4 separate regions of the Mus musculus genome follow, and all the other regions are linked to region 1. A link is a loop called in an ENCODE intact Hi-C map of the cell type or tissue named here. Cell type or tissue: left cerebral cortex. All regions are shown on one strand. Region 1 has its middle 77 kb from the start of Tmem260. Region 2 has its middle 25 kb from the start of Tmem260. Region 3 holds the start of Tmem260 (transmembrane protein 260). Region 4 has its middle 51 kb from the start of Naa30.

Region 1 (8,000 bases):
TTCTGGCAAGAAGGCTGTGCTAAGCTCTCCCTAGTGTATGAGCATTTCATCATGTCTTGGTCTTCTGGTCAGACAGATGCATGGATGCTCTTAAAGCTCTTGTCTTTGTTTCTTTGTGTTATCATCTATGAAGTCACCATGTCACATAAAACTGACCTCACACCAATGTTTCACGCACACCTGCCTCACGGGCATCTTGGCCATGTGCTTTGTCATGGTAAAGAAAAACTTTTCTCTCCTGCCAAGACCAAGTGGTCTACTTGGTCCACTCTCTGAGATCACATGCATTAGATTTCAAAGTTGCCAATTTACTTCAATATAAAAATGATTGTGGGTGCAGAAACTGACAAGCTAATTCTAAAGTTCATATGGAAATACAAGGAACTCAGCAGAGACAAGATAATCTCTAATAAGAAGACCATGGGCTGGAGAGATGGCTCTGGGGCTAAGAACTCTGCTGTTCTTGCCTAGGACCTAAATTAAGTTCCCAGCACCCACATCAGGCAGCTCACAACTGCCTGTGATCTCAGATCCAGGGGATCAAGTGTCCTCCTGCGGCCTCTACAGGTACCCAACAAACTCACAAATAAAAATAAAAAAGTAAGAACACAGTTAGACAATGTAGACTTCCCAACGGCAAATTGATCACAGAGCTTTGGTAATTAAATGGAGACTGTGGTGCAGGTGTGAGCACAGGCTTATAGATCGTGGCGGTCAGTTTTATATGCCACCCTGGCGAGACTTCTGATATTGTCAGACACTAACCTAAGCGGTGTTATGGATTTGTTTTGTAGATGTCATTAAAGTGTATGACCAATTGAATTAAAGCAAAGACGAGCACCATAGGCTATCGGAGGGCTTGAATCAGTCATCCGAAGGGAGACTCAAAGCTCCCTTGAAGAGGAAGAAATTCTTCCTGTTAACAGTAGCTTGACATCTGCGTTAGGGCTGTCGTCTGTCCTTCCAGACAATTTTGACTTTACTACAATTTTGCAAGCCAATCCCGTTTATATATGTTAATTCTCCCCCCTCCTTACTCCCCTTCTCTCTGTGTGTGATTTCTCCCTTAGGTCTGTTTTCTGACTAAGACAAGACTAATAGAATGGCACCAAGAACAGAGCCTGCGAGCAGATCATCATATTCTTACATCTGTGACCTCCAGCTGATTTCTGACAGGTATACGAGGAAAGACTGTTTTCAACATGACATAAATATGCCAAAGACTGGGGTTGTACCTCTGCTGCACACTGACATACAGAAGTCAATCAGAGGGATCAGGACACGCATGTAAAAGCTAAAACTATACAGTCTGAAGAGAAAACACGGAGGTAACTGTGGCCTTGGGTTGAGCAATGGTTCCTTATATAGGAAGCTAAAGTATAAGTCACAGATAGGACATGGTAGTTCATGGGGTGGGGGAGGCTTCCCCCAGAGAATGGGAGAGCATATTTTCAATCTATTATCTATCTTCCAATAGAGCTTTATCGTCCACACCATGTAAAAGGTGGCTATAAGCCAAGCACTTCTCTGAAAGCTGTACTCTCTAGCACCAACACTGCATGTTCTCTGTGCTCGGTCCAGCACCACCTACAGTGTGTAGCCCAGCTCTGCAGTTCTCACCGGCTTCATTCACAGCTGTTAATCCACATTATGTGCCAGGCTCCATGCTCACTCTTGTGGTGAACAAAGACAAAACCCAAACAGCTACAGAGCAGCATGATGTGTGCCAGAGTGGACTTGTCTGTGAGAACAGGGGTGGCCCAACAGACATGCCCGCGACATGGAGCTGGCCAAGAATGGCTTAGTGAGGATCACTTTAGTCAAAGCTTAAGGCTAGGCAGGAATCTATGATTCTCTCTGTCACTGTCTCTGTCTCTCTCTGTCTCTCTTTGTCAATCTCTGTCTCTCTCTGTCAATCTCTGTCTCTCTCTGTCTCTGTCTCTCTCTGTCTCTCTGTCTCTGTCTCTGTCTCTCTCTCTCGTGTGTGTGTGTGTGTGTGTGTGTGTGTGTGTGTGTGTGTGTGTAGGAGAACTTGACTCAGAAGAAGCTAGGGACAGGCGTCCAGGTGTCACATCTGCAGAGTGCTGGAGCTGGTGCCATTTCCATTGTAAGCCAGCTGAGAATCACTAGTTCCAGGGCTCCCAAGAAACAGCAGAGGGTTGAAGCAGATACTGTTAAGAGCTCCCTTCCTTGGACTGAATGGAAACCTGTTCTGTTATAGTTTGTAACAAACAGACTGCACTTGGCAATGAGTCCTGGCCTTTCTATCCATCATGATGATTCTCTTGCTGTTAAGCAGACATTTTCTGAGTGTCCCTTAAAGCTAACAGTGGCCGAATGGTCTTTAGCAGGAAGGTTTCTCCTCTACTGATGAAAGAGAGAAGTGGCTGGCACTGGCTTCCCCTTTCCTCCTGTCTCTTGACCTTGAACATGATTTTCTAGAAATACCACAAAATAAACAACTGAACAAAACAACATGAAACACTGAGAGCCAATATGGTAAGAAGGCAGGACAGAAAAGATAGAACTTTTCTGGTGTCTTCGGTACATCACAGAGCACATGTCAAAAACACAAAACACACTCATGGAGAACTTCCCTCCATGCAATAACTTGAGTTATATCTGAAGCTGTCCTAGCAGGCATGGCTGTATGGCACAGAACACTTCCAGCCAAACGCAGAGCAGGGGCTTCTCTTCTCGTCCTCAGAACTCATTCGTCCTCAGCCGTTCTCAATCTACTACACACATTTCATCCGAACTCCTGGAAAATCCCACACCACAAGAGTCAGCATGTCATTCTACAGAATGAAACAAATGAGCAAACAAACGAACTTGAATAACACCATTAAATAAGAAACTTACTTAAAGTATCTCCATTGGTTATTCTGGAATAAACTGTCTCCTGGACTTATCCCTAGTGGCTGTTTTGAAAACCTAAGGCCTTTATTATTTTCTGAAAGCATTAAAAAAAAAAAGATATCTGCCCTGTTAGTGATTAAAATCAACTTGAGTTGGGAGGCACGTATGAAAGGACAGATTTAGTCATTCTAATTAGGTGATTGGTTGCCCTCTAGTGGTAGGAAATGGTAATAGTGTTGTTATGCCAATGTGGGTTGATTTGATTGTGTTCATGCAATTGTTTATTGAACAGCTTATTCTATGCCATGTATAGTCCTAGGCTCTGCAATGGCACCACCAAGGAAAATAAGCCAGGATCCTAACTCCAATAGAGTAGGCTGAAAATCAAATATGAGAGATCTCAGAAAGCAATTATTAAAATTGAACACAGTCGTGGACCAGGGCTAAGATGACATTCGCTGTTGTGCTGTGTGCAGTGTTGTCCCTGATCAGGTGACATTTAACCCGAGAGCTGGAGGCTAACATTCCAGACCAAAGAAGGAGGCTGAGTAAGAATCTCCAAGTAGGCGTGGGTTTGGGGTATCTGATTAGCACAATGTTCAGAGTGGCTGGGGCTCTCCATTGAAGGTGGAAAGGCCAGGGGATGGTTTTATCCATAGCCTCAGAACATCAAAGTAGATTGAATAAAATTGGACAAGGAAAACACACAGATTGACTGACATTCTTTAAAGCTTACTCTGGGTACCAAGTGGAAAAGAAGCGGTATGGGAAGGGAGCGGAGATGGGTTTACTATAGCAATTCTGCGTTGGAAATGGTGGCAGCTTGATCCAGCACAGCACAGGTAGCCGTAGAGAAAGCTGACACACATGGATATATTCTGGAGGTGAACAACAAGATCTGCTGAATGCTTGGATGTTGATGATAAAGGGAAAGAAGGACTCAAGAATAAAGCTCAAAATTTCAAAACGCTTTATTTTTGCTTTATGTGTTATGAGTGTATGCGTGTATGTATGCACACTGCATGTGTTCAAGGAGGCCAGAGGATGGCGTCGGATCCTCTGGGGCTGCAGTTACAGGTGGTTATGAGCCACCATGTGGATGCTGGGAACCAGAGGAGATGGAAGCCATTTCTCCAGCCCTCAATGCTCAATTTTTAATTATTCACTGAATGGAAGGAAATGGGGGAGATTGACTGAGGTGGGTAAGGCTGGCTGAGAGTAGGTTTGGGAAACAGATCAGGTCATGGCCTTCAAGGTTAGGACACAAGATACAGAATAACTTTTTGAAGAATAGGTTATGTAGTAACAATGGGCAAATAAAAAGAAACACGCTTGTTGCAAGAGAGAAAAGACAGACATGGAACTCACCACAAGGAATTAGAAAGACAGAGTTCCAGAGTATAGCATGAGAAAGTCAGCCAGGAAAAAGAAGTTAGTGTCTAAGAAGCAAGGGTGTTGGAACTATCTTTGAATTGTTCTTTTTCTAATTCTGTCTTGTGGGGACTCGCACCAAACATTGTAAAGTGTCGTGGGACACTAGTGTTAAAGTGGTCTAATCCCTTTCTTTCACAAACAAAATAGGGGACACCTCAGAGACAAGGGGGCAGAACTACCCCAGCAAGTATGAAAGGAAATACAGGGGGGGGGGTCTGCTCTGAGGGGCACCGAATCCTTATATCAGTTCTTTGAACCGTTTTGTGAAGTTTCTATTTTCCAGTCCCCAGACCCCCCCCTCCCCAAATCCTAAGGTTCTAAGAGACCAAATATCCTACAATTGGCCCCTGGCAGAGGCAGAATAGAAGGCTTAGGTTCCAGGGCTCTGGAATCCATGGAAATTGTGGGAAGAGTTTGGAGGCATGAAGAGGACAATGAAATTGATCCAGGGAACGCCTTTTAAAGAGAAATTTGTCTTCTTCTTTTTTTTTCTACCCAGACATTAGGTGCAAAGCAAATATCAATGCTTCTGAGAAGAAGAGGGCGCAGCCTTGTAGATTTGAAGGAGACTTGGGGCTGAGGATGGTGGCGTGGGATCAGTGACAATGACGGTGGGGTTTATGTAGCTACCTTTTAGAAAGTGCTTCCTGTGGTCCAGTGTTTCAACCACACTCCATGCTTGCAACCAACTTGCATCCTGTTACTGGACCCGTTTTCTGTGACTAAGACATGAATAGGGCAAGTGACTTGCCCAAGGTCATTTAGTGACAGCAGAGATGTGCACACAAGTCTTTCTGTCTTCCCTTAAAGTCCTCCGTTCTTCGGTTCCACGCTCTGGGTTACCAGGGCAATGGCCCCAGTCTTGGATCTCCTCATTTGCATTGTTAAGGACACAGGACTATAGCTGGAGCAAATGTCGTTAAATATCATATATAGTTGAGCAACCTGTACATATAAAACTTTAGCTAATGTGCTATGGTATTAAGACAGTGGGGGGGGGAAAGGGTAGGGAAATGGGGCCAGCAGAGGGTCTGACTGTGAAACTGGAAGATCTGAGGACACTGCTGCATCAGGAAAGACCCTCTTCCAGTAGACAGTGGGGATCCTCACAGCCTTCGAGAAGGTTCTTGGGTAATATCCCACTTTTGGCTATCAGAAATGAACACAGAAAGCAAATGAAGTCTAGGCATTTTTCTGAAAAGAAACCTATGGAAAGCATGAACCACAAGATTGTAAAACAGGTCCTGTGGCTAACACAGGACCTGATGATGATTCAGAGGGTCCCAGGCTGACTGGCAGTAACTCCGTCTTTTGAGAATGAAATTACATGGTGTTAGAACGTGTGAGACGGAGAACTAAGTTCGTGTCTGGGTACACCATGCTGTGCTGCGTGCGCTCTGCAGTCTTGTTGCTTTTTGCTGAAGCCACAGCCTATTAGAGATACCTCAAACCCAGACAGTCAGTAGTGTCTACCCAGACTAGTGAATATGCAAAACTCTTCAAACCCTGCACATGGAAGAGGTTCCCACCACCCTGTGATGATCAGATACAAAGATATTTTTAGTCTAACTATACATTCTCCTTTGTGAAGAGACAGTATCTGAAGCCTGGAATTTCTCCTTGCCCTAGATAGTTTCCTTGCTTGTCCAAACAACAGCATGCTTTTGTTTGTCTAGATGATGTTTGGACAGTATTTTTTAAATCAGTCCAAATTGGCCATTGACGTTTGTCTTGGGGGGGGGGGCAGAAGTGTGATTGTTATTATAGGACCAGAATGATATAATATCGTGGCATCGGAGCAACCAAACGAACATCTGTGGTTTACAATAAGAGCTATCTGTGCACCAGGAAGAAACGGTTGTGATGGTATTTTTGGGTCACACCATCTCACTTAAAATAGAGTGTTGTCTTTTTAAGGAGTTCCAGTTTCAAGTCCTTGTTTCTTTAGTTATTTACTGCTATAAGCCTTTACTGTTGTTGTGCCGGTGAAAATAATTGAGCCAGTAGAGGGCGCTAACGCAGCACAGATGGGAATTCCGGATGTACCTCCCCAAGTATTCTCGGAGGCTTAAGTAACATTTTCCCAGGGACTTCGGGGATGCAGTGGGAATGAAACATTGCCAACAAGAATCCTGACAGGTCTAGTGGCCCAATGCCCATAATCCTGGCCACTCTGAAGGCTGAGGCAGGAGGATTGCCAAGGTTGAGGTCAACTTGGGCTGGAGATCAGATTCAGGGTTGTTCTGGGCATCTTAGTGAGACGCTGTCTCAAGACAAAACAAACCACTGTTGTCTTGTGTCAATTACATTAGTATCTAAATATTTTATTCAGGCAGACATTATGAATGGAGGAAAATCTGTGTGCCGTAACTGTCATCCAGGTTCTCACTACCTACCCTGTGCTCTGTTTTCACTTGGCACAGTGGCGGTGCTTACATCCTGGAGGTAACCAACAGCTACCTAGTTAGACTTATGGCTCAGTGAGGGAGTTCACACCTGGTACTGTCAACCTAGCCAGCTGCCAACTGCTGCTAAGGCCATAGACCCTAAGAGCCAGCTACTGCTGCTTCCCTCGGGCAGTATAACTTCTGTGTCCTAAGCACTTACCCTTACACCCACACCTAAGTGTATCTCTCACTTCTGTGAAAGACACGCCTTTTTGCAACAGATAGAAACCATTACAGAAAGTCACAGCTGGTCAAAGTACAGAGAGTAATTGTCTGTGGGGTGAGCAGCCCCAGTGTGGATACATCTACAGCACGAGCGCTACAGCTAAGACTCAGGAAATGCCCTAGTAGAGGGAACAGAAAGATTTTAAAAGCCAGGGGACCAGAGCATCGACTGTTAGATAGCATCTCCTTTAAAAAAAGATACAAAGTTGGGATATATATATATATATATATATATATATATATATATATATATATATATATATATATATATACACACACATATATATAGTGATGGCTTTGAGTGATGACTCAATCACGTGGGTAGGATCAGTACCTTTATAGAAGGGCTTGAGAGACTGAATATTTTCCATCCAATTCCTCTCATTATGTGAAGACACAGCCAACCAGGAACCGCCTTGAGTGTAAAGCCTAATTCTTCAGAAAAATTGGGACTTTCTGAAACCTTGATCTCAGACCTCTTGCTCCCCAGAGCTGTAAGTAATGAATTTCTCTTCTTTATAAATTACCAGTTTAAGGTACTTTATTATAGTAGCATACAAGGAAAGGGGCAATAGTCTTTTTTTTTTTAGGTATTTTCCTCATTTACATTTTCAATGCTATCCCAAAAGTCCCCATACCCACCCCCCCCAATCCCCTACCCACCCACTCCCCCTTTTTGGCCCTGGCGTTCCCCTGTACTGGGGCATATAAAGTTTGCAAGTCCAATGGGCCTCTCTTTCCAGTGATGGCCGACTAGGCCATCTTTTGATACATATGCAGCTAGAGACAAGAGCTCCGGGGTACTGGTTAGTTCATATTGTTGTTCCACCTATAGGGTTGCAGTTCCCTTTAGCTCCTTGGGTAATTTCTCTAGCTCCTCCATTGGGGGCCGTGTGACCCATCCAATAGCTGACTGTGATCATCCACTTCTCTGTTTGCTAGGCCCCAGCATAGTCTCACAAGAGACAGCTATATCTGGGTCCTTTCAGCAAAATCTTGCTAGTGTATGCAATGGTGTCAGCGTTTGGAAGCTGA
Region 2 (8,000 bases), 52 kb before region 1:
CCCTAACGGAGACACAGGCAAGTGATACTTCACTTCGTGGAAGAATTTAAAGTCACACCACCCTTTCCTGTTGAAGCAGATGAATCTTCTGCGCTTGCCCAGCTCCCCACCACTTCTCTGGGGGACTATGCGCTGGCTGAGGAGATCAGTGGTGAGCAATTTTTCTGCTTTGAGTTCAAGATGTTAACTTGCTAATTTTAAGTCAGCCATAGTAACAAGCAAGCTTTTCCATCCCAACAGCTGTGTGTTTAGCAGCATGCTGTTGGCCTTACTCATCTCTCACCAACCAACGTAATGCCTGTGCTCTTTTAAAACATCAACAGACTACATCCAACCTAGGAATGATTCCCTGCCTGCCAGAAGCACTCATGCAACTGATTTCATTCATTTGGCACCAGGGAGGGCAAACAGATCATGGTTAAAATGTCAATTTAGTGTCAGGCTCTTAACCTACCGCCATTTAACCTGTAAGGAAGGAGTATTGCAGACGGCAAGCTTCATGAAAGCAAGTGCGGGAACTATACTTCCACGTCATTATGGTTTTCACTAGGGAGGAAACCACTGGAGATGCTGCTGTCAAGGCTCAAGAAGTGAGACAGTCAGAGAGACTTAGGATAAAAGCTGCATTCCATTGAATGAAAACACAAGAGAGATGGGTTTTAATAAGTAAAAGTTTACTTTCAAAAAGAATTAAGAGGAAACACATCGTCTACAGTCTGCACTCTGCATTCACAGGCCCCACATCCTTAGAGTCAATCAACTATGAACTAAAAATATATATTAACGAGGAAACCTTCCACCTGCATTACAAAGGCAGTTTCTTCTTGTCTTTATTCTCTAGTGACACAAAATAACCATTTACATTGCCTCTACAATGCATGAGGCACAGTTTATTATTTAAGGTATATGGGTGGTGCACATCTGCTGAATACACTGCCATTTTATAGAAGAAATTTGAGCACCCAAGGATTTTGCTGTGTGTGTCTGTGGGAATGAGATGCTCAGGTGATGGGGGGGGGGGAGGGTGTGTGTCCTGGAACAAGTTCTCAGAACATAGCAAGGTGGGATTGATAATATGGATTGTCAATTCAGTTTGTAGTCTTGAGTCATGATGGAAGCACACCTTTGGGTGTGTCAATGAAGTCATTTCTACTGAGCTGGAAGAACTACTCAGAAGTGAGGGGTACTATGTCACGGGCTGGAGCCATCAACTGACTAAAACAGACAACTGTACCGGCATTCATAGCTCTCTGCCTCCTGACTGCAGATATCTGCTGCCTCAGACCCAAGCCATCAACTTCCCCACCACAATGGACTGAGCCTTTCACACAGCATACCACACAACCCTTCAAGTCGATTCTGCTGGCATCTGATCACAGCAGCAGGAGAAGCAACCAGTACTCAAGGACAGTCACAGATGCTCCCAGGTTGCTTTTAACTGCCTGGGAGCTGAACTACATACAGCATTGCTCAGTTGTGAACTCGGCCGGCCGGGCCGCAGATGCCCTCAGCACCTCAGCATGTCACTAGCAAAGTATGAGAAGCAGAGCTAGCCTCAGGCCCCCCTGTTGTGTGACACACCATTCACTTAGCCTTTCTCAAATGGTTATTGCGGCTTTTCCTCTGCTACTAAATGAAAAGGTGACCTAAGTCTTAATTAGCATTCCCTACCTAGTGTCACATACAGTGATGCCTTCTAGTAAAAGGTTGGGGGATAAAGAACTAAAGCTCCATATGTAATAGCCAGTAATGGGCACACATGTTTGTAAATGTTTGTTTTAATACTAATGTCAGATTATTTAGGACCTAATCCTTCCTGTTGATTGGACTGAGCATACATGGGGGGATAAAGATTTCTATCCCTACATTAACACATTTTATGAATTTCAAAGCCACTCCCCCCAACCCCACTAAAACACAAGGTCATGAACTAATAGAATCCTCATTTTCTGAGTGTTTTGGTAATCTGCAGAGGAGCCCTATAGACGTACTAGGTAAACAAGTCGCCTGAATTCTTATGAAATGCATCAGACCAGTGAGTGCGCTCCTCGGAGCATCTGCAGGAAATGGAACAGAAGCAAATGCTAAGAAGCACTCTGCTCCAAGCCACTTATGTAACCGTGCTGCCACAGATTAAAATTAAGCTATTCGAGGCCACCCCAAGCCCCCAAAGAGACTAAAAGGAAAGAGACTTAGATCTTTTCATGCCTTCTCCCCACCCCAGAGGATTACAGCGTCAACCTTATAATCATTAGTAGCTGCAATCCTGCTTGATCTTCTGCCCCTGTTCCACCGTTCAGTCTATCTCCCCTTCCCTCTACCACACGAGTTTTTGTTATGCATCTGTTTTTCAGACCAGTGAATCACCATTTCATGGATTAAAAATCAAAAAAAAAAAAAGTTCAGGAGTCTGGAGAAGATTTCTTAGAGGGTAAAAGCCCTTGCTAAGCCTTACTGAGTTCAGATCCAGCACCCATATAAAAAGCCACGCATGGTGGCAAGTGCCTATAACCCCGCCCGTTGGGAAGCCAAGTAGGGGAGGCAGGACAATCTCTGAAGCTTGCTGAAAAACCCAAGGTCTCCAGACGGGGTGAGAGATCCTATTCAAGTGATGTCCTCCTGTGGTGTCCAGCACAGACAGACATGCACACACACACACACACACAGACACACACACAGAGGCACACACAGAGGCACACACATTAAAGTCCAGAGTGGAGTAAAATCATCACTTTAGCTTTCAAAAAGTCCTCCGATCAGCTGTCTTTTGTGCTCAGTTACTGTGGCTTCCTACCCACACCGAAAGAAGCTCCTATCTCCCCCCTCATCTTCAGGGCTTTGCTGCTCTCTGGCAGCAGAATGGCCCACTTACACTTCCTTAGAGGCTGCCTGACTGGGGTGCATTAGCCTCAGAGAACTGTGCTCAGTGGGGGTTTCCTGTCACTTTCCATCATCTGTCCTTTGCTATCTGTGACTCACAGCCCTGGGACAACAGACAGCCCTTCCCCCAAGAAAGTCAAAGCCTGCGGTCTCTGTCCCGGTGTGACGTGACCGCTCTGAATCACAGCCTCCTGGACCCTGCACGCCCTTCCTTCCCATCTGAAGTGAGAAAGGCTGCTGCAGCCTGGTCCCAGAGCTGGGACAAGGGGACTTCACACTTCAGAAGCCCCAAGTCAGTTGTATGTGTCCAGGCAGGAACTTTAAATAGTAGAGTTTCCCTTTTCAGGGTGGATGGGGGGGGGCGGGGAAAGTCTGTAATGTCAAATTCTTTCTCGAAGTGGAGATCGACTATGTGCTCCATCATTTTATTTCTTCGTCTCCCATCCACCCTGCTCCTCCTGCTCTCTCCTTCATGCTCTCCTCCCCCCACCTGCACCCCCCACTGTCCTTCCTGCTCCTCCCTCCCGTCGTCTCCATTCTACCCTCTTCCCCCCCTTTCCTCTCTAGCCCTTCCTTGCCATCCCCCACCGTTGCCATTCTGGGCTTCCTGTCCTCCTTTCCCTCACACCCTCTCTTCCCCTTTTTATTCCTTACACTCCCACTGCCGGGAGTGTTCCTCTGTTCCTGTTAAATCATCTGCATTCATCTTTGTCATATTCAAAACCATCCTCCACACAGCCTCCTAAGGAGTCTTTCCATAGAAACATTGTTATGTTATTCCATTCCTTAGGAGTCTTCACTATTTAAGTCCTAACGTGACTTAAGGGATCAAGCGCCTTCCTTGTCCGCTGGGAAAGCAGAGTATGGTGGGCAGCTAGCTCGTGTTATTCCTTCCTGAGCATGAGCCACGTGCACAGACTAGGAAGAGGTACCTTCGCTCCTCGACCAGATTAGAAAAGAGCAAAAAACCGAAGAGGCTCTGCATACAGAAATGACTAGGCTAGCCCCTTTCTCTAACAAAACAAAATAAACAACAACAACAACAACAACAAAACTCGAAACTGTACTCTTGGCCTAGCTAGCCTGGCCTTCATCCCCTTAGCTTCTCGATTACAATTACTGAATTTCCAACTATAAAATCATTCCTGTTCTTGATTGTTCTTATCCAGAAGGAACTACTCCTTTAAACCTCCCCAGGATCTCCCAACAACAGCCCTGGCCTTGCCCTCCAGCTCCCTGCCACCAAACTACTCTGAACACCAAACTGCCTTTCACTGGTTCGTCCAGCAGTAAGCTGAATACATTTATCTACCCAGCTTAGGAGTGCTTATCAATGGTATTGGCCTATTCTCTTCAATGTACTTCTATCTCTCACAATGCATGCTCTGGTCATACACAGTAAAACTATGGTGCACGCCTTTAATCCCAGCACTAGGGAGGCAGAGGCAGGCAGATTTCTCAGTTTGAGGCCAGCCTGGTCTACAGAGTGAGTTCCAGGACAGCCAGGGCTATACAGAGAAACTCTGTCTCAGAAAACCAAAAAACCAAAATCAAAACCAAACCAACCAACCAAACAAACAAAAAAGACTTCAGAGCGTGTTCATGTTGTCTTAGTGCAGTCTCCTGTGCCTTGTATTAGCTCCAGCTGGAGCCTGTGCACAAAGCTTCCTCCTATTCTTCCATAAGCGTCCCTAAGCCCCAGCCACTGTTTGGCTATGGGTGTCTGTATCAGTTTGGGTCATCTGCTGGGTAGGGTCTCTCAGAGGACAACATGCTCCTATCTGCAAGCATAACAGAGTATCATTAATGATGTCAGGGATTGGTGCTTGCCCATGGGATGGGTCTCAAGTTGGGTCAGTTATTGGTTGGGCATTCCCTCAGTTTATGCTCCATCCCCCTTGCCTGCATTTCTTGTAGTCAGGATAAATTTTGGGTTGAAAGTTTTGTGGGTGGGTTGGTGTCTTCTATTGCTCCACTGGGATTCCTGTCTGGCTACAAGAGGTGGCCTCTTCAGGTCCCATAGCCCCGATGTAGTGATTCATAGCTAAGGTCACCCCCATTGATTCTTGGGTGCCTCCCTTATTCCAGGCCTCTGTCTTATCCTGGAGATGCCCTGCCTGCACCATCTCACCCTGATCACTTGAATATTTCCATTCATTTTCATGGCCATCTAGCCATCTCTGCTAGTCAAAGGACACTGTCAATAAGACACATCAGCAGCCCACAGATTTGGAAAGGATCTTCACCAACCCTACATTTGACAGAGTGCTAACATCCAAAATTTATAAAGAACTCAATAAGGTAGACACCAACCACCCCAATAACCCAATTAAAAATGGGGTACAGAACCAACCAGAAAATTCTCAACAGAGGAGTCTCAAATGGCTTCTGAGAAGCCTTAAAGAACTGTTCAAAGTCCTTAGTCATCAGGGAAATACAAATCAAAATTACCCTGAGATTACCACCTTACACCCATCAGAATGGCTAAGGTCAAAAGTTCAAGAGACAGCAGATGCTGGCGAGGATGTGGAGCAAGGGGAACCCTCCTCCATTGCTGGTGGGAGTGCAAACTTGTACAACCACTTTGGAAATCATTTTGACGTTTTCTCAGAAAACTAGGAGTAGTTCTACCTCAACATTTTTTTTTAAATTGGACCTTTCTAGATAAGCTGTTCTCCACCTAGACTCATCTAAGGAATTTAAAACATGTCTGTGCTTCTTCTCAGCCCCAACCCCTTAAATTTTGCACAGGGCTTGGGCACTGGCAATTTTCAAAAGTTTTCATAGTAAAAGACAAACATTGGTGATCTAGGTCCAGGAAGGATTCTATGTGCTTTAAAAGCACAAAGTAATTCACAGCACTAAAAATGAGCAATAGATAGACAGAAAAGCTACTTCAATAAATGATGACTGAAAACTGAACACATTTTATGAAGCCCCTTAGTCTGTCTGTGTAAGCACCGAACCTTCCCAAATGCAAAGGGAACACATGCTCAGAGTCACAGTAAAATTGAGGCTGTAGAGTTTAAAACATTAAACAATTTGGAAATGTATCTTGTGTGCATAGGTCAGAGAATATTGAAATGAAATGGGGCCAGAAGCTAATAGATGGAAATATTTCTACCTGAACATCTCTCCAGGAGGCAAAGTAGAGATTACAACCAGTTTGTCTACACAAGTGACAGGCGTACCAAGCACACCGCCATTGCCAGGGCGATCGGCTCTAGTTCCTGTGAAGGTGAGAGTAATATCGGGCTCATTAATTGTCTACATTTCCGATATGATAAGACTTCAGTGGATGGTGTTAATTAAACAACAAAACAACTCCTCTTGTGGTGGTGTGCATTCCAAGTTAGAGCAATTAATTCACTCACTTAAACTGATCAAGATTTAATTACCATCACTCTGTGCAATTACTCCATAATTAAAGTAATTTGGTTCCTTCCACTTGCTGACAGTGTCACTGAACAGCCATTCACAGCACCAAAAGAAGTGATAATTAACTTAAAGAATAGCTCAGGGCTGTTTTACGCACACAGGCTCGCTGCTGATTATTCCTAAAGACCCCAGAATGAAGTTAAGCATGGAAAGAAGAATCCTGGGATCGTTTTAAAGTGATGATGATGATGATGATGATGATGATGATGATGATAATAATAATAAATAAACAACACCTTAAGGCTTGCCCCTTCTCCCCAAAATAAGGTCCCTAGAAGCTTACACACTTCTTAGAAATTTAAATGATGGTGGCTGCCGTCACTATAACCTAACCATAAATTAGTGTCATGTGCAAAACAAACAACTTGAAAAAAATTAAGCACTTAAATATTGGTTAGGGCTAATTACTGTGGGAGATTAGAGTCTACTTGGCAGTTGGTAGGAGTGGTACAAAATATACTGGTACAGAAAGAACACTCGGGATCTTTGGGAAAGGACAGGAAAAGATGTCTAAGGATTGCATCTCTGTGGGGCTGGAGAGATGGCTCAGCAGTTAAGAGTGTTTGCTGTTCTTCTAGAGGACGAGAGTTCAGCTCCTATCACGCACATCAGGTGGCTCACAACCTGACACCTTCTTCTAGGCTCTGCAAGCACTCACGCACAGACTCGCAGAATCGCCATAAATAAAATTAAAAGCAACGTTTTTTTTTAAAAGTAAAGTATCACGATGTTGGAAAAGAAACCTTGGAACACACAGACAGACACACACACACACACACACACACAAGAGAGGGGGCGGGGAGGGAGAGGAGGGGAGGGAGAGGGAGAGATCAGCTGCCTGTATTTACTGTGGGATTTGTTTTGAGTGGCTACCTGAAAAAGTAAGTTTTTTTCTCAAGCAGAAAAAGGTGGACGAGCACTTTAGGGATGTCGGAATTGCGACAGCATTATGGAGAACTGCTCAATCCCAGGGGCGGCTAAGCTCCTATACTCCTGGGCCCAGATCAAGGGTGTGAAGAGCCAGGCTGGAGCCTAGCCCGTGCACAAGGTACATTCAGAGGTGAATTATACTCTGAGGGGCAGGGAACTGGGGGATAGCTAGGTCTGAGTAAAGTCCAGAGGCCCTCCAGAGAGTGGGCTAAATGAAACCAATACAGAGGTGCTGACAGCTTTCTCGGGATTCAGGGTTAACTGAGGACATGCGTGACTGTCCTACATGGAGAGAAGCATTCTAACCGGCAGGGCCTTCCATTGCCCTCCATGTAGAGCATTACTCCCCGGTCCTGGCCTGAGAGTTTGGGAGGCAACTAGAGGAATCAGATCCTTTGCCTTTTCTGAATATTATTCAGATGCAACTCTCTTTGTTGTTATTGTTGTTGTTGTCGGTGTCTACAGACAAGGAGCAAAGCTAGGGCTTTGCACGTGTTAAGCAAAAGGCTCTGCCACTGAGCTACATACCTAACCCTGAAATGTCGGCCCATGGAAATGTGCACAATGCAAAGGGTCAGGCTGCCCTTCTGATGCAGCTGCTCTGAGCAGTGCACACTAAGACTATTCCTGGGAACGGAGTCCTGCCCAGTGTTCTCATTACACTGGTAATAAAGCTGAAGTGTCTAAACAGCATCAAGTGTCTTTGGAGAATAAGCAGCTGAGATCACAGGTCTTGCTGGTGCTGGAGCTGA
Region 3 (8,000 bases), 76 kb before region 1:
ACACACAAACACACACACACGCATGCACGCACGCACGCACGCACGCACGCACACACACATACACATACACCATCTCTCATCTTCTCACCCTGAAATATTTTGTAATTTTCTTCCCTAAATCTTTCAAGGTCCAATTCATCTACCACTTCTGAGTAACACCTTTCCTCACACAGCTCCAGCCCCGGCATTATTATCTTCTCTTCCACAGAACCTGTTCAACTATTTAGCACTTTCCTATATGGGATTATATTCCAGCTGGCTGTTTTCATTTCTCTCTCACTAAGTTTAAAAACATCATTATATCCATTTCAGGATCCCACCAAGAAAACACCAGCAGTCTCTTTGAGCACCCACAAAGAATCAAACACAAATGCTCTGCGATTGGAGGGTGGTGATGGCATACCACATGGCCATCATTACCACTTACAAACCCCCTAAGGTCAATCAGACACATGCTGCTTATGTAAACCAATTACTGACATTGGCACCTCAGAAACTGGAGAACTTTTTGTGTCCTGAACATCTTTCAGAGGAATTGCTTATAGTCTAAAAATGCTCAAAACTGTTCCTTGCATAATTACTGAGAGGCAGCGATCCTACAATTTTACTCCATGACTTTGCTCAAGTTTTTGCTCTTATCTGAGAGACCAAGCATATCATAAGTTCAAGGTCTCCATTCTCTTCCATTCAGAATGTATTCAAACTACACTTTAATTTTGACACCCTTCCCTAACTGCTTTTACACACACACACACACACACACACACACACACACACACACACACACACACACACCTGTACTTTCTGCAAAGTCCATCAATTCTTGGCAATGTTCAATCTAAACAAAAATATGCTACTGTTCCAAATCTGTGTCTTCCTGGTCAAGAGCAAAGGGAAAGTTCTTAAAGTGAATATGAAAAAAAAAGAAGGTAACAGAAATACTAACATAAACTCATGGCCTCCTGAGTTTGGTGGGCTTTCCTCAGTTAAGTTAAAGGGCTGCGAGTATCAGAACAGAACTTCCTGAAGATCTTCTAACATTACCACTCAAACCTGTGGGGCAGTTCTGAGGTATATTCGGGTTTGAAGACACACAACTTTGTTGTCCCAAATGCAAATTAGAAGCAAGCCCAGAGCTGTCTGTAGATGCTTCAAGTGTGCATATGTTTAATATGGCCATATATCATCCATTAGAATAACTATACTTAATACATATAAACCCATCTGTAAGTTAGTTCTTTCAAGGATCATGAGAATTGTTCATGAATATGAATGTCTACTAGTGCAAAAAATAATTTTGGCAGTGCCCCACAATGTGATATATATCTATAGAGGAAAACTTAACACTTATCAGAAAAAAATGCATATTTTATTTGGTTTTGAGATGTATTCTGTTTATTGACAGAATATATATTCATAAGTATTCAAGTACATCACAGAAACAATATGGTCGAAAGTAACCTTAAACAAAATGTCCACACTGGCACATAGTTGCAAAGAACTCACTGATGGTTCCTGAAAATGACCATGAAATATCAGAAGCAAGCGCTACTTAGCATACAGTAAACAAAGCAGAACATATCAGAAGTCTGGTAAATCAGATAACACACAACTTTATTCTTTTGGTAACACATGAAATACAGAATTTAAAAAGGCAACAACTTCAAATTTATTTTCACTATGTGTGATGGATGGATAATTTAACAATGCCACCAAACTCTTTCGCATACGCATTAAGAAGACTGTTCCAGCATCAATCTGTAAGTCCTTCTCAGAAGACCCTCACTCACTGTGACTTTGCATGTAGGTTAGCCTTTTCTCATCTACAAAGATATATTACCTACCTTCTAGGACAGCTGGGAGGGTAAAACTCCATAAAAGGCACTTGGAACAATGAGTGCTGTACAGTAAATGCAATGTTATTCTTCTTATCCTGTATTTGTGGCTCAAATAAATTGTTTGATACTTTTTAATGGGTACAGAGCTATGTAACCTCTAAACTCTCCTTTATCAAATCCCTTGCTACCCTAAAACTCCTTCATTTTTTAACATTAATCTTAGGAAATTGGTAACTCCATTCCCAGCTATGCTAATGAAACACCACCCCCACTAAGTGTTCAGTGGAACCGGGAAGAGATGACCTGAAAATGGAGATGGAGGCTTCTCTCCGTGGCAGGCAATCTTGAAGACAGTCCTGGTAATCCCCATCTCAGGGCTTTCTTGCCGTGTAATCCTCTCCCCTTTGAACTGGTCTAGATTTACCGACTCTCTCCAATAAAACAGGGCAGTGGCATATCACTTCCAGGATTAGGTCTCAAAAATGACAGAGGTGACAGAATGCTCTCTTGCTTTTGACAGGAATCAGCTATTTTATGAAGAGAGCCACATGGGATATAGGGCTAGACTTAAGTTTGGAAGTAGATACTCCCTAAACAGGGTCCTGAGAAGTTGCAACCCTGGCCCCCACCTTGTCTTGTGTTAGTGAATCCGGCTAAACTGCACCTAGAGATACTGATCCACAGACAGATGATAAATGCTCCCCCCTGCAGCCACCAAATCCGGGTGAACTTGTCAGGTAGTGAAATTATAAACAGCTCATGGGCTCTTCAGGAAACGGTTTGACTGTTCCATTACAGAACCATTCTGAAAACACGGCTGATTATTATGAGAAATTATTGATCACTTTATCTGGCTGTAAAAACCAAACCAAACCAGGGACTTGTTTCTAGACTCAGATATGTGAAAAGTATGCCCTAGCTTAATCTGTGTGAAACCTGTCTTTCATTTTCACAGGAAGAGGGGTGCTTTCAGTTGCATTCCCTTTTATGAGTTCCCCTCTAAATTTTCTGCATGGCTGGTTCCTTAATATTCAGGTTCTAACTAATACACCTCCAAGGTAGCCTTTCCTGACCTTCTGAGGAATCTACTCATTACCACTCCAACCACATTCTCCCTTAGTGCCTCCGTAACTCACCACTACTTAAAATGTAGTTTATTTAATAACCCGTTGTGTCGTCTCTAAACACAGTAGAACGCTCCATGCTATTTGTTAACTACTGTCAATCTTTTTTTGTCTGTGACACTGTAAGGGCACGACAGGTGATACAGGTAACAACGATCCGGGCAAAGTGGACAGTGGTTAAATTTCATCGGCTGAGCAGCTCGAGAACACAGAGACCAAGATCCAGAACCGGAAAGAGAACTGGTTCTGGAATTCAGAACCGTGCACGGAGCTCCAGCGAGGGGACGCGGGGCCGGGACACCGAGGCGGCGGCACCCGGAGGCAGGGGGGCGGGGAGGAGGGCGGCCTGCGAGTACTTTACCCGAGTCTCCCCCAGGCAGCGAGCGGGGCAGCGTGAGGGTGAACACGGCAGCCACGGAGGCGAACACGGCCACGCTGCCGCGGAGGGCCCCGGAGCGCCACGGCCCCGCTCCGGCTGCCGGGCTCCCGCCGTCGCCATGGAGACCCATGGGCCCGGACGCGCGCAGCTCGCGGACCGTGACCCCTCGCAGCGGTGCGGACCTTCCCTGGCCGAGAGGCGCGCACAGCCCGCGCCGGCTTCCGGTCTAGCAGGGCCGAGCGCACCATACCTTCGCCCGCCAGGTCGGGGAGGAGGAGATGGCGGGCGCACTCCGGCACGGCTTAGGAGTCTTCTGGGGGTCACTGCGCGTGGTACTGTGTCTGCGTCAGTGTGCTTTGAAGTAACGAATCACAAGGGAGCATAATTCCCAACGACATCAATCATGGGCCAGGCCTACTCGCACTATGCAGTCTCTCTCCCCCTTTCCGCACTGACTTGGTCCGTTCCAAAAGAGACGGAAGTGGCGTGGATAACGGTGAGCCAGAAAGCGCTGCTCTGCCCCCTGTGGCGTGGGGTGGAACTGCATAAGAGAGCCCCCTAGAAACCCAACAAGGAAGGGTTCCAACCATGTAGTAAGCCACAAATACATTAATTGCTATTATATTTTTCAGTGGACTCATTGATCGCGGCTATGTATTTATAGAGCCTTGCCTCATTAAAATTAATGTAAATCCATATGCTAATTATTAATTCACTAATTTTAAGATATTAAAATGTGCTAATTAGCCTTTTTTTAACATGAGAACTCAGTAGGTGAGTTGAAATACTTGAGTTAACAAAATTAACTCTTCATGATAAGAGTGTCTCCTACTTAAATGAAGAAGAATGATTTTTGTTTTTTTGTTTTTTTTGCTCTAAAAGTGGAAAATGAAATCAAGAGCCCACATAAATAATGCAAATGGAATGTAGAAAGAGATGGGAGCTACTAGACAATACACAGCACACTGCTGAGAATTGAATCTAGGGCCTCATGCAGGCTAGGCTAGTAAACATTTTAAGCTTGCAGTTTGCATTATTTTAGCAATTATTCAGTCTGGGAAGGGAGCGGGCAACCTCCTTAGAATCTGTGTCAGAATACACGGGAAATGGGCAACATTCACAAATGTGCTATTTGCAGTCTGACAGGAACACTGTGTCCAGGCTGTGAAGTTGATAGGCAGTAATTGTGCCCACCTATCTTAGTCTTTTCCTGGTGTTTATAAAATGCTTTATCATCTGAGCTCCTGGGACACAGGGGTTGGGCAGTGTACTTTCCTTATTGCATGAGAAAACACTATGACCAGTGAAACTTATAGAAGAAGCAGTTTATTTGGGAGAGATTTTCATGGCTGGGAGACATGGTAGCAAGTTCTCCATTGACGTCCATTGAGGAAAATGCTTTTCTTGGTAGCAAGAGATCATGAGAAATACACCTTTCAACTAGACAGCTTGTCCAGGATTATCTTGTATGTATGTGTGTTCATATGTGACAATGTGTGTGTGTGGTGGGGAGGGGAGTTGTCCAAGTCTGTACATGTAGAGACCAGAGGTCAATTTTGGATGTCTTCAACTATAGCTGCCCACCTTGGGTTTTTTTGTTGTTGTTGTTGTTAGTGGTGGTGGTGTTTTTGTTTTTTGTTTTTGACTTGGTTTTGTTTCATTTGGGTTCTTTGTTTTGTTTGTTTGTTTGTTTGTTTGTTTTTTGATAAATTGATTAGCTGGAGCCCATAGAATCCAACTGTCTCCCAGCCAGTTCTGGAGTTACAGGTGCCAACAGCATGACTTGATTTTCTACGAGTTCTGGAGATCCAAACACAGTACCTCACTTTTGCCTAGTGTACTGGCTAGTTTTGTGTCAACTTGACACAGCTGGAGTTATCACAGAAAAAGGAGCTTCAGTTGAGGAAATGCCTCCATGAGATCCAACTGTAAGGCATTTTCTCAATTAGTGATCAAGGGGGAAAGGCCCCTTGTGGGTGGGACCATCTCTGGGCTGGTAGTCTTGGATTCTACAAGAGAGCAGGCTGAGCAAGCCAGGGGAAGCAAGCCAGTAAGGAACATCCCTCCATGGCCTCTGCATCAGCTCCAGCTTTCTGACCTGCTTGAGTTCCAGTCCTGACTTCCTTGGTGATAAACAGCAGTATGGAAATGTAAGCTGAATAAACCCTTTCCTCCCCAACTTGCTTCTTGGTCATGATGTTTGTGCAGGAATAGAAACCCTGACTAAGACACCTAGCAAGCAGCTTGCCCACTGACTCCCCTTCCCAGACTCAGGGTCTAAGTCACTATTGCATTGCCAGGAAGACACACTGTGACCAAGGCAACTCTTACAAAAAAAGGCATTTATTTAGGAGCTTGCTAGTGGTTTCAAAGAGTTTGTCATTTATTATCGTGTTGGGGAGCATGGTTGCACGCAAGCAGGCACTGGAGAAGTGGCTGAGAGTTTTGCATTCTTATCCACAGGCAGGCAGAGAGAGTGAGCCGCTGGACCTGATATGGGCTTTTGAAACCTCACACAGAGCCCATTCCCAGTGGAACACCTCCCCCATCAAGGACACACCTCCCCCAGCAAGGACACACCTCCCCCAGCAAGGACACACCTCCTCCAGCAAGGACACACCTCCCCTAGCAAGGACACACCCCCTCCAGCAAGGACACACCTCCCCCAGAAAGGACACACCTCCTCCACCAAGGACACACCTCCTAATACTTCAAGCAATTCACCAATAGGGAATCAAGCATTCAAAAATTTGAATTATGTAGACCATTCTCATTCAAACCACCACATTCAAGGTTCTCCTACAATGAGTAAGTGGAGAATACACGCTGGGAGCTAACTACACCATGCCCTTCATAATTAGATTTGATGACCTGTGCAGTTTTGAACCTTGGATGGTTAAAAGTTCAGTTTCGGGCTGGTGTGATGGCTCAGTGGGTAAGAGCACCCGACTGCTCTTCCGAAGGTCTGAAGTTCAAATCCCAGCAACCACATGGTGGCTCACAACCATCTGTAACAAGATCTGACGCCCTCTTCTGGAGTGTCTGAAGACAGCTACAGTGTACTTACATATGATAAATAAATAAATCTTTAAAAAAAAAAAAAGTTCAGTTTCAGTAGTGGTAGATATGAAAACCAGGTGCCAGTGAGTTAAGAAATAGCTGATTGACAATAGAATGTATTTGTAAGAAGTGTAAAGAAGTGTGCCAGACAAGGTTCATTTTGTTTTCTCTTGTAGTTTAAAGGAGTATCTGAAAAAGATGAGTATATTAGGGATGGAGCCAAGGGAAACAGAAGAGGGTTGAAGTTAGAGAGAGAAGAGGACTAGAGAACACTTTGGCTTGCACACGACAGATGAGCTTGATTCTGGGGTAGACTATAAGATACAGAAGGAATATTATTGTTCATGTTCTACAACATCTCACTGTCCTTGAAGGTACGACAATAAAAACTACAAAACAGAGAAGTGTGCAAATCAGAGGACATACATACTGTGAGGTTTTTTGTTTTTTTTTTTCAAGTCATTATCCAATGAGACTCTGGGAGTTGACTAAACAGGTGTAGAACACACAGGCAAGGACGTCACGAAATGCAGGCTAGACTTGGGTTTGAGTTAAAAACTTGCTGTTCAACTGAAATGATAGGGAATGTTGGGAAAGCCAAGTTGTCATATCCAATAGCCATCATAGAGACCATGGAACATGAGTTAGAAACAACATCAGGTTGGTGGGAAAATCACTTCAAAGCAACTATCCTTTATTCAAAATGCTTAGGGCTGGGGATTCTGGAGAGGTGCCTCAGCAGTCAGGAGCACTCACCACTGCCATAGAGGACCTGAGGTGGATGTCCAGTGCCCACACCAGGCAGTTCTCAACTGCCTCTAAGTCCAGCTCCAGGAAGCTTTCTCACTGCCCTCCATGGACGCCCACACTCCTGGCACTTGAATAAACTATTAAAACCCAAGGGAGTTTCTGATGCTTATTCCTGTTGACTGTCCCTCTTCCCACTAGGTCTCTCTTGCTCCCTGTCTAGCTGGGAGGGGTGGAAATGCCTCTCCTGTTTTCCTGTGGCATCTACTGGCACCACATTGTGGGTGAAGCAAGTGGCTCTCTTTTTGTGAGATGGTAATAAAAATTCTGGCCCTCTAGGCCCCTCTGATTCCATCTGTCAGGGAGGTAGAGAGACACTCCATTACTGCTGTGTAGAGACAGACGTCTAGGAAGTGTTCTCCAGTGATGCCATTGAAACTAAGAGCATCATTTATTACCTACTTTGGTACCATCCTGGTGGTTATATTGGGGCCCCTGGAGATGACAAAGGTCTAAGTTGATACCCCACTCAGTCCTTGTCACAGCTTTTGCTGTGATTTAGGTCACAGTAAAACCATGTGTCTTTTTTTTTCTTCTTCTTTACTTTCTTGATTCATTTGTTAAATGGAGTTAAACAGAGTAGCCTTCTGTTGGTTCGTACTTCTTGTTTGCTTGCTTTTATCTATGTCCGTTGGGATCTGTGAGTTGCCAGCCCCTCTAGCAATCAATCAGGGAAAAATAAGGCCAAAACCAAACCAAACAACAGCACCAGCAACAACATCAACAACCACAACACCTCCCTAGGCTCCCACTACTGTGCCATTCATCCAAGAGTAAAGCCATCCAGTCTGC
Region 4 (8,000 bases), 750 kb before region 1:
GGAATTTAATACCAATTGAGGATGGCCTTGAGTGTCTGATCCTGCGGCCATCACTTCCCCAGTGCTGTGGTTACAGCCACCTGTCACAGTGCCCTGTTTACACAGTGCTAGGATCAACCGCAGGGTCTCAAGCATGCTTGGTAAGCTCTTTACTGCTGAGCTACATCCCTAGGTCTTATCAGGCACTCCATGTTTCCTAGTTATGAGGGCATTTTTCCCCACCAAAAAATGACAGAACGGGAAAGAAGGGAGGAAGAAACAGACAGACAGACAGAGACACTGAGAAAGAGACGGGGGGGGGGGGCACACGGGTGTGGAGAAAGGGGCGGGGGAGCGAGCGAGCAGGAGACAGACAGAATTTAAACACCAGACTTGATTATCCATGATCTAAAGCTTGGCATCTTCTCATGGCTTCACATCTTTGCTCTTTCTAAAGTGGCTGGGGATATTGAACTAGCAAAGTGGAGGAACACCAGCTGGTCGAGGCCAGAAGCCACAGGACAGAAAACAACTATGCCCTGCGCTACATAAAAACATGATTCTGCCCACAATGGGTAGAGCACTTGCCTGACATGCGGGAGGATTCCTTTCCCAGCACTGGAAGCGTCTGCCAGGCCCATCTCTTTGCCGCCTGTGTTGAGGCAGTAGCAGTTAGCCACTACTGCAAGCTTTGCGCCTGCGTGGTCTAGTCATGCCATTTCCATCGTTTGGTTTCACTACTTTCATTCTGCCTGGCCAAGATGTCTTTGGATTTCTTCTGTTTACCATACATGGGGCTTCTTGACTGTATGTGCACATCTTACAATGTGGGCATTCCTCATACATTATACAATAAAAGGTCTGCACCAATCTTCCCCCACCTCCTTCTTCAGGACTCCAATAACGTGCACTGAGCTCAGCAAGCACCTGGAGCTGTTCTTCCAACAGGATCATTCTACTAATGCTTATTCAAGTTTGTCAACTCTTTTCTCCGCCATCTTAATCGTGCTATTGATCTATTTCAATAATTTTTCCCCAGTTTGAGACAGGGTCTTGCTAGGTAATCCAAGTTAGCCTTGAGCTCAACCCTCCCGTCCCAGCCCCCTTAGCGCTGGTATTACAGGTTCACTTAACTTTGTTTTGTTTTTGAGACAGTCTCATGTAGCCCAGGTTGACTTCAAACTTACTATATAGCCTGTGGTGACCTGGAATTCCTCTACTTCCAGAGTGCTAGGATTACAGAACGAACCACTGTATTTTGCTGGTGTTTTTAACAGCTCTATTTCTCTGCTGAGAACATTGGGTTCCTTCCAGGAATCTTTATACTTACTTCATGAACATTGTCACTAAAATGTGCTTGAAGCCATTTTGTTATATCTTGGGGGTTGACATTAGTTAACATCCTTTCTTTCTTTCTTTCTTTCTTTCTTTCTTTCTTTCTTTCTTTCTTTCTTTTTCTTAGAACTGTTTAGATTTTTCAAGGTCCTTCCTATGTCAAGTTATTTTTATTTTTCTATTGAAACTCCTAAATATTACTTATTTGGGTCTCCAAATCCTCTGGTGCATGTTGGTTTTCTCATATCAGCCTTTATAGGCACAGAACACAGTTTTGTCTGGTTCTCTTTGACCACATTCTCAATGTCACTTCCATTCTCAAAGTCTTCAATCTACTGGTTTTCTCCTCTTCCCCCTCCCCCTCCCCCTTTGCATCCTCTTCTTCATATAATTCTTCGTATGTAACTTGGAGGCAATCCCCTACTTTATATCCATTCACTCACAAAATTAGATTTACCCTCGAAAACCATGTCCAAGATTCCCTAAATACTCTACTGCTTCCAAAAACCTGACTCCTCTGGCTTTAAAATAAAAAAAAAAACCTCCAACCTTGTATGCTAATGAAGCATTGGAGAGGCTCTGGATTTCATTTCCAGTGCTGAAAGAAGAGCTGAGAAGGGAGAGATCATCATGAAGAGACTCTGCACACTCTTCCTTCTGGAGACCTTCTGCCTAATGTGACAGTGCTGACCCACGACTGACTTCCAGAATGGATGGGGAAAAAGAGTGGGAGGAGAAAGAAGCGGAGTAGGAGAAGACAGAAGAGGGGGAGGAGGCAGAAGCGGAGTGGGAGGAGACAGACGAGGGGGAGGAGACAGAAGTGGGGGAGATAGAAGGTGGGGAGGAGAGAACAAAAGCCAGCTGTGACTATCTCACCAATAATCCCAGCACACAGGAGGCTTGAGGCAAGAGGATGGCTATGAGTTTGAGGTCAGTGTGGCCTCTACAGTGAGTTCGAGAAGGTTCTCCCACACTCTCCTGCTTTACTGGTTTTTCATTCTCGGCCCCTGTCCTAAAAGGTTCTGTTCTCTGCATCTGCTGACAGGTCCTCTAGCTTGGTTCACCGTTCATTGAAATCTGGAAGACCAAGAAGCAAAAATTCAAAAGTCAAAACGACCACAAAAGGCCGGAAAAATGACTCCCAGCATTGAGCTGCCTATCCCACAAGAAGCGGGTGAGTTCAAAGAACCCAGAATCACAGTCTGCCTTCCTAGGCACTACCTTTGTGCTTTCGATTCAGTCTGTATTTCTTCTCCAAACTGCCTAATTTAGTTTTCCTATCTTGAATTCCCGGGTAGCTGGGTCTTACATTGTGTACAGAGATTGTATTTGTACAAAGTAGCAGCCAAGGTTTAACATACAGTGTGATTACCTGTATGCAAAAATATATGTAGTTACATATAGTACGTTTTTAAAAGACTGTAAAACCCAAATTATCACCATGATTACTGTGGACTATCGGGATAATAGTTTCCTCCTGTTTTCTATTTACTAAATGTTTTGTAGCACACCCTCCTCGGCTGCTTCCAAATCTCTGATTAGCTGAGTCCTTTCTGAAGGAGCATGCAGTTTCCAACCACTGGAAACCATTAAACCCGGTCAGAGCTGCTTTCAGCTGCAAGAAACGGAAATCGCCAAGGCGGTGCCTCAAACAATAATGAAGGATATTTTCTCACATAATAAAAAACGACCCTGGGAAAGTCACGGCAGGGCTGGCTGACTTTATATCATGGCCTGCTACCCTTCGGCTGTGCTTTGGCTGCCGTCCTTCCAGTTAGAACTTCCAGACACCACAACATCTAGTGGCTGAAAACAGCTTTCTTTGTACTCTTTGTTTAATGTTACCTGGCTGGAGTATGTTTTCTTTTCTGCTGTGTGATACGCGGTGTTCATTCTGAAAGTCATCCCTGGACCACCCACGATGAGGCCATATTGATGTGCCTCTCAATCACCTGGAAGCCACTAGCAGATTCCTCTTAGACATACACCACAGCACACACACACACACACACACACACACACACACACACACACACACACACACACACATGCCTAAGCCAAGCAGAAGGAAGGAAGGAAGGAAGGAAGGAAGGAAGGAAGGAAGGAAGGAAGGAAGGAAGGAAGGAAGGAAGGAAGGAAGGAAGGAGGCCATGGAAACAGCTTATGTTTATGTTACAAAGTTGAGCTAACCTCTTCTAAAGAACATGGCTTCCAGTAATAGGGCACATTGCTGATTGACATCAGAATTCTTAGGAAGAAGAGAGACACAGCAAAGGCAGGAACCCACAGATGTTTGTGGAGGATGGCCAACTGTGCTCCCTTGGTACAGAAAGCAAGCTGTCCAGGTCCCCGACTCCCTCAGGTGTAAATGTTTATCTGTGACAGTCTCCATGTGGTGTCATTTCTCTCCAGGTGCTATAACCAATGTGGATTTCCTGGGATGAGAGAGGTGAGGGAGGAGTCAGAATGCTCACCCCAAAACTATTTATTGCTCCCACTTATTCAATCCCTCCTGTGTCACTCAAACCAAAACTATTTGCATGCAAAAGCATTAAAATGATGCATTTTCCAGCAAAAACATTGCTGTTCCTCACTAGGGTTGACTAAGAAGAGTGTGACAGAGAAACAAGCCACACTTCAGGGTTTAGAATATTTTGTTTAGTTACTCATATGCTTTTTTTGTGGCCTACATCTTTTTTGAGAGTGGAAATAAAGCATGCAGGAAAGGAAAAACAAAATGAAACAAGCCCAAACAGATGGAGGGGACAGTGGTGAGTGGGAGAAGCAGGAGAGGGCATGTATGTGGCAGAGGAGAGGAGCTCTATGTTTGTATCACTACTGTGCTGCTATGGTAACACGGCAAAACTGGGCCCCTCGAACTCTAGGAATTTACTATAAATGAAGGGCCAAATATGTGTAAGCCAGATGATAAGAGGAATCTATTGTGAACCAAAGGGACAGTCTGTTTAGACCATCAACTGAAACGTTGTCACCACCTCTGTAAGACTTCCTGTCATCCACTAAAGAAAACTCCAGAGATGTAATTTTGAAAATTCTTCCCACAAATTGATAGTAGATGAAAACTTCACAATTATGAAGTTCATGGTCCACAAACAAAACAGCAGCAGAAGCAACACACACACACACTCAAAAGGACAAAGCAGCCAATGAAAAAGCTGCCCGATCCTGTCTATCAACTCTTTGAAGCAGCTCTTCAGTCTTGCTTTTGCTGAGGCAGCTTATTAGATTCCAGATGTCAGCATTGACTTCAGTTAACTCTGTTCCAAGTAAGATTACCAGGGAGAAAAAGCTCAGATTATTTTGTTACACTCCGTTAAGCACCTAGAGCCATTCTTGATACATTGTAGCTATCCAACACAAAGGCAAAATCCTAGGGATTGTGAGTGACATTATCCTTTATTAACTTGTCCATTGTGGTTGTTGTTCAACTACTACAGGTGTGGGATTCAGGTGGATGGCAGGCAGGGTTAGCCTTCTACCAGGGACTCACAAGGAAACTTTTTATTCTTTCTTATGTCTTTCACAGGGAAAAAAATATATATATATATAGCATAAAGTTTATGGAACATGATTGTATTAGTCAGGGTTTTACTGCTGTGAACAGACACCATGACCAAGGCAAGTCTTAGAAAAAAAGCATTTAATTGGGGCTGATTTACAGGTTCAGAGGTTTAGTCCATTATCATCAAGGTGGGAGCATGGCAGCATCTAGGCTGTCATGGCGCAGGCAGAGCTGAGAGTTCTATGACTTCATCCAAAGACTGCCTAGTGGAAGACTGATTTCCAGGCAACTAGGGTGAGGGTCTTGAGCCCACACCCACAGTGACACACCTACTCCAACCAGGTCACACCTATTCCAACAAGGCCACACCTCCAAATGGTGCCGCTCCCTGGTCTAAGAATATACAAACCATCATCACATTCTACTCCCTGGCCCCCATAGACTTGTTCAGACACATGAGTCTATGGGGAACCATACTTAAACACAGCATAATGCAAAATGCAACATTTTCTTTCAGTGTATTTCCTTATTAGTGTGCTTTCTGCTCAGAGATATTTATGAACACTTAGCAAGTTAGCTTGACCTGGGCTTCTTTTAGTAGTGGATATCAGCCAATTTATTAGCTATTTAATTTTTTTGGATTATTGCATCTAAAATACAACTTGGCTTTTATATGGATTTTAAGTGTTTTAATGGACAACCTGTTTATCAAAATCTTCACCTTTTATAAGTTCCAAAGTATTAATATCTTTTCTTGTGAGGGTGAAGAGTGTTTGTGCACTTAAACAGTAACAACTGAAGTCATAAACCTGCACTTGGTGGGGAGCTAATTAGCGCAGAGAAAGAGATTTTCATCTTATGTAAGCTTCAAGGCTGCAAGGTTTCATTGTGAGCCACAGCTTGCCTGTCAGCCTCATGCGTGTAAGACATGTGAATATGTGTATTTAAAGCTATGAATATCATCATGTATGATTGTTGTATGAAGCACCCTCTGCAGTACCTTGTTTGTTAACAGAAGTCTGATCTAGATAATTGCATAACCAGGTATCGTTTCCTTATGTCATGCATCTATCGTGTATTTACACTGACTAAAGAGATACTCCAAGTTCAATTCCCAGTCTTCCCCCCCCCACCCCCCGCCCCCTGCCAACCCAGGCAGGCGCTGTAGTACACTCCTGTAATCCTAGCACCTTAGATATGGATGCAGGAGGATCAGAAGGTCAAAGCCATCCTCAGGTACCTAGCAAGTTTGCCAACAGTCCAGCCTCAAAAGGTAAATAAAATAAAATATCAAAGCTGAATCAATGCATTGCACGCTTATAGTAAAGAATATTAAAACTGCCAGGCGGTGAAGCTGGCTTTTATAATGACACAGAGGAAAGGAATGTTTCCATCACTGCATCCTTGAGCTCCCTGGTTGGTGTCTAGCAGCGATCTAAAAGTTCTTATGGATTCCCTTTCCTGGATCCACACCACCAATCCTTTTCTGCTTGTCCAGGCAGCCTCGAAATCCCAGTAGGGGGCGCTGTTGTCTAACACAAAGTCCGTTGTTTTGTTTTGCTTTTTAATTTAATTATTTTTTATTGAATTCTTTCTAAGCTTTACCCTTTCCCAAGATTTAATCTGTTTAAATGGATAGTGGTTATTTGCTCTTAAGTTCACTACGAATTTCATCTCACATTTAATACACTGAAGTGCTATATTATTTTTTTTTTCTGCTCTGATTAACATAACTTTCCTCAAAATGTATTCTGACTAGGAAGCAATCTTTTTCAGGAACATGAATAATAATTTCATTGTTTTAAAAACAAGGACATATTTGATAATTTTGAAAAATATGAAGTGAATTTTGATGAGGTTGGTTCTGGAATTAATCTGGGACTTTTAGAGAAATTGAATATATAAATTCTGCCTGGAAAATTTATTTATTTTCCTTTTTAGCTGGGAGAGATGCATTCTATTTGCATTTTCGAGCCTGAATAATTTTAATTCCATATTTATTGACAAGGCTAAGAGGAACTTTTACTTTGTTTCTCCTGATTACTTATACAGTTAATTCTTTTCAGTTACCACGTGAGCCATGAACCATATTATATTCCTTGCTAATACATTTTGGCAAAAGTATTAGTATTTAATGTATTTACATGAAAAGACAATACATTAATGTAATAACTTTCTCAACTGCGTACATCATTGCCACAAAGCAATCACCTTTATTTTAATACAAGCAAAATTCATTAAATATTTCTCAGTTAGCTGAGCAACTTTTCCAAATGAACTAGCAAAGAAAAGCATTGCCTGTTTTGCTTGTGGCAGCTGAGCTGCCTGCTGCAGAGGAGAGAAATGCAAAGAAGGGTTTAACCTTTATAGATGAGATGCTGACTCCTTGGGGATTGGGTGGAGTCCTGATACACTCAATCTCTCTTTGGTTCATTCCTAAGGAGTGTTAGATTGCCAGGCAAAAACCTGTAAAACAAGGATTTGTGTGCAAGACTTTCTAGTGTTACAAGTAGAATTTGGAAGCCCCACTGAATGACTCCTTTGAATTACAAACTTAATTTAAACATAATAATATTTTATTTTTCCTCCCTCACTAAAATTTTTACATCCCATCATAAATTTAAGACCACATGAGTTGAGTTGAGTCCCATATTTTTATGTACAGATTAAATGTATTTTTTTGAGAAAAAAAGATAAAATTAACTTTGAGTTCATATTTATATAGCATAAATATCATGTGAGTTTAACTTCTTTTTGAGTTCTACTATTAGCCAATACTAAAGGTACAAATATATTTTTAAGATTAAAAATGACAGTGCCTGTTTGCACACTGAAAGACTTGATCTTCTTAATAATAGACTAAAACTGTTAATTATTTTACATATGTTGATGGGGTCCCTGATACTAAGGTGTTTAATATCACTGACTCTGTCTCTTGGAATATGTGTTTAACATTTTAGGTAGCTTATGTATGGTTACCTACTATTTCTAAGAGTATTGTGGTGTATGTGTGTGTAATATATATTAGGTATGCAATATATTATATATACATACATACATATATATGTAACTCTAAATGTATTTTACAACATTCTTTTATTCTACAGTTATTTTAAAGATAGTTTACATTGTAGCGAGGATATTTGAGACCAGGTCTGTTTCA

Evidence for each region. Peaks named below come from ENCODE experiments on the same cell type or tissue, not always from the same donor. Only the 100,000 strongest peaks of a DNase experiment are listed, where the experiment ranks them.
Region 2: a loop joins it to region 1, with 2.3 times the contacts of the local background. A loop is called at or near these places in 7 of 42 quality-filtered maps.
Region 3: a loop joins it to region 1, with 6 times the contacts of the local background. A loop is called at or near these places in 12 of 42 quality-filtered maps.
Region 4: a loop joins it to region 1, with 9 times the contacts of the local background. A loop is called at or near these places in 24 of 42 quality-filtered maps.

The regions. Positions count from the first base shown.
Region 1 is chr14:48,365,593-48,373,592 of GRCm38, reverse strand. No RefSeq gene overlaps it. Among named protein-coding and RNA genes, the nearest start is that of Tmem260, 77 kb to the left of the region's middle. In left cerebral cortex, CTCF peaks have their summits at 1,608, 3,078 (motif pointing left) and 6,300 (motif pointing right); DNase peaks (open chromatin) are centred at 3,073, 6,304, 6,746, 6,962 and 2 more places.
Region 2 is chr14:48,417,181-48,425,180 of GRCm38, reverse strand. No RefSeq gene overlaps it. Among named protein-coding and RNA genes, the nearest start is that of Tmem260, 25 kb to the left of the region's middle. In left cerebral cortex, no CTCF peak of the experiment used is centred here; DNase peaks (open chromatin) are centred at 224, 2,088, 2,920 and 3,551; H3K27ac peaks cover 2,078 bases.
Region 3 is chr14:48,441,927-48,449,926 of GRCm38, reverse strand. Tmem260 (transmembrane protein 260) reads right to left here and starts at 3,575. Exons shown (of 16, transcript NM_172600.4): 1 at 3,324-3,575. The coding sequence starts at 3,471. In left cerebral cortex, a CTCF peak has its summit at 3,872; DNase peaks (open chromatin) are centred at 3,595 and 3,787; H3K4me3 peaks cover 1,713 bases; H3K27ac peaks cover 1,229 bases.
Region 4 is chr14:49,116,910-49,124,909 of GRCm38, reverse strand. No RefSeq gene overlaps it. Among named protein-coding and RNA genes, the nearest start is that of Naa30, 51 kb to the left of the region's middle. RefSeq lists an enhancer at 2,277-3,770. In left cerebral cortex, a CTCF peak has its summit at 6,356 (motif pointing right); DNase peaks (open chromatin) are centred at 4,084 and 6,344.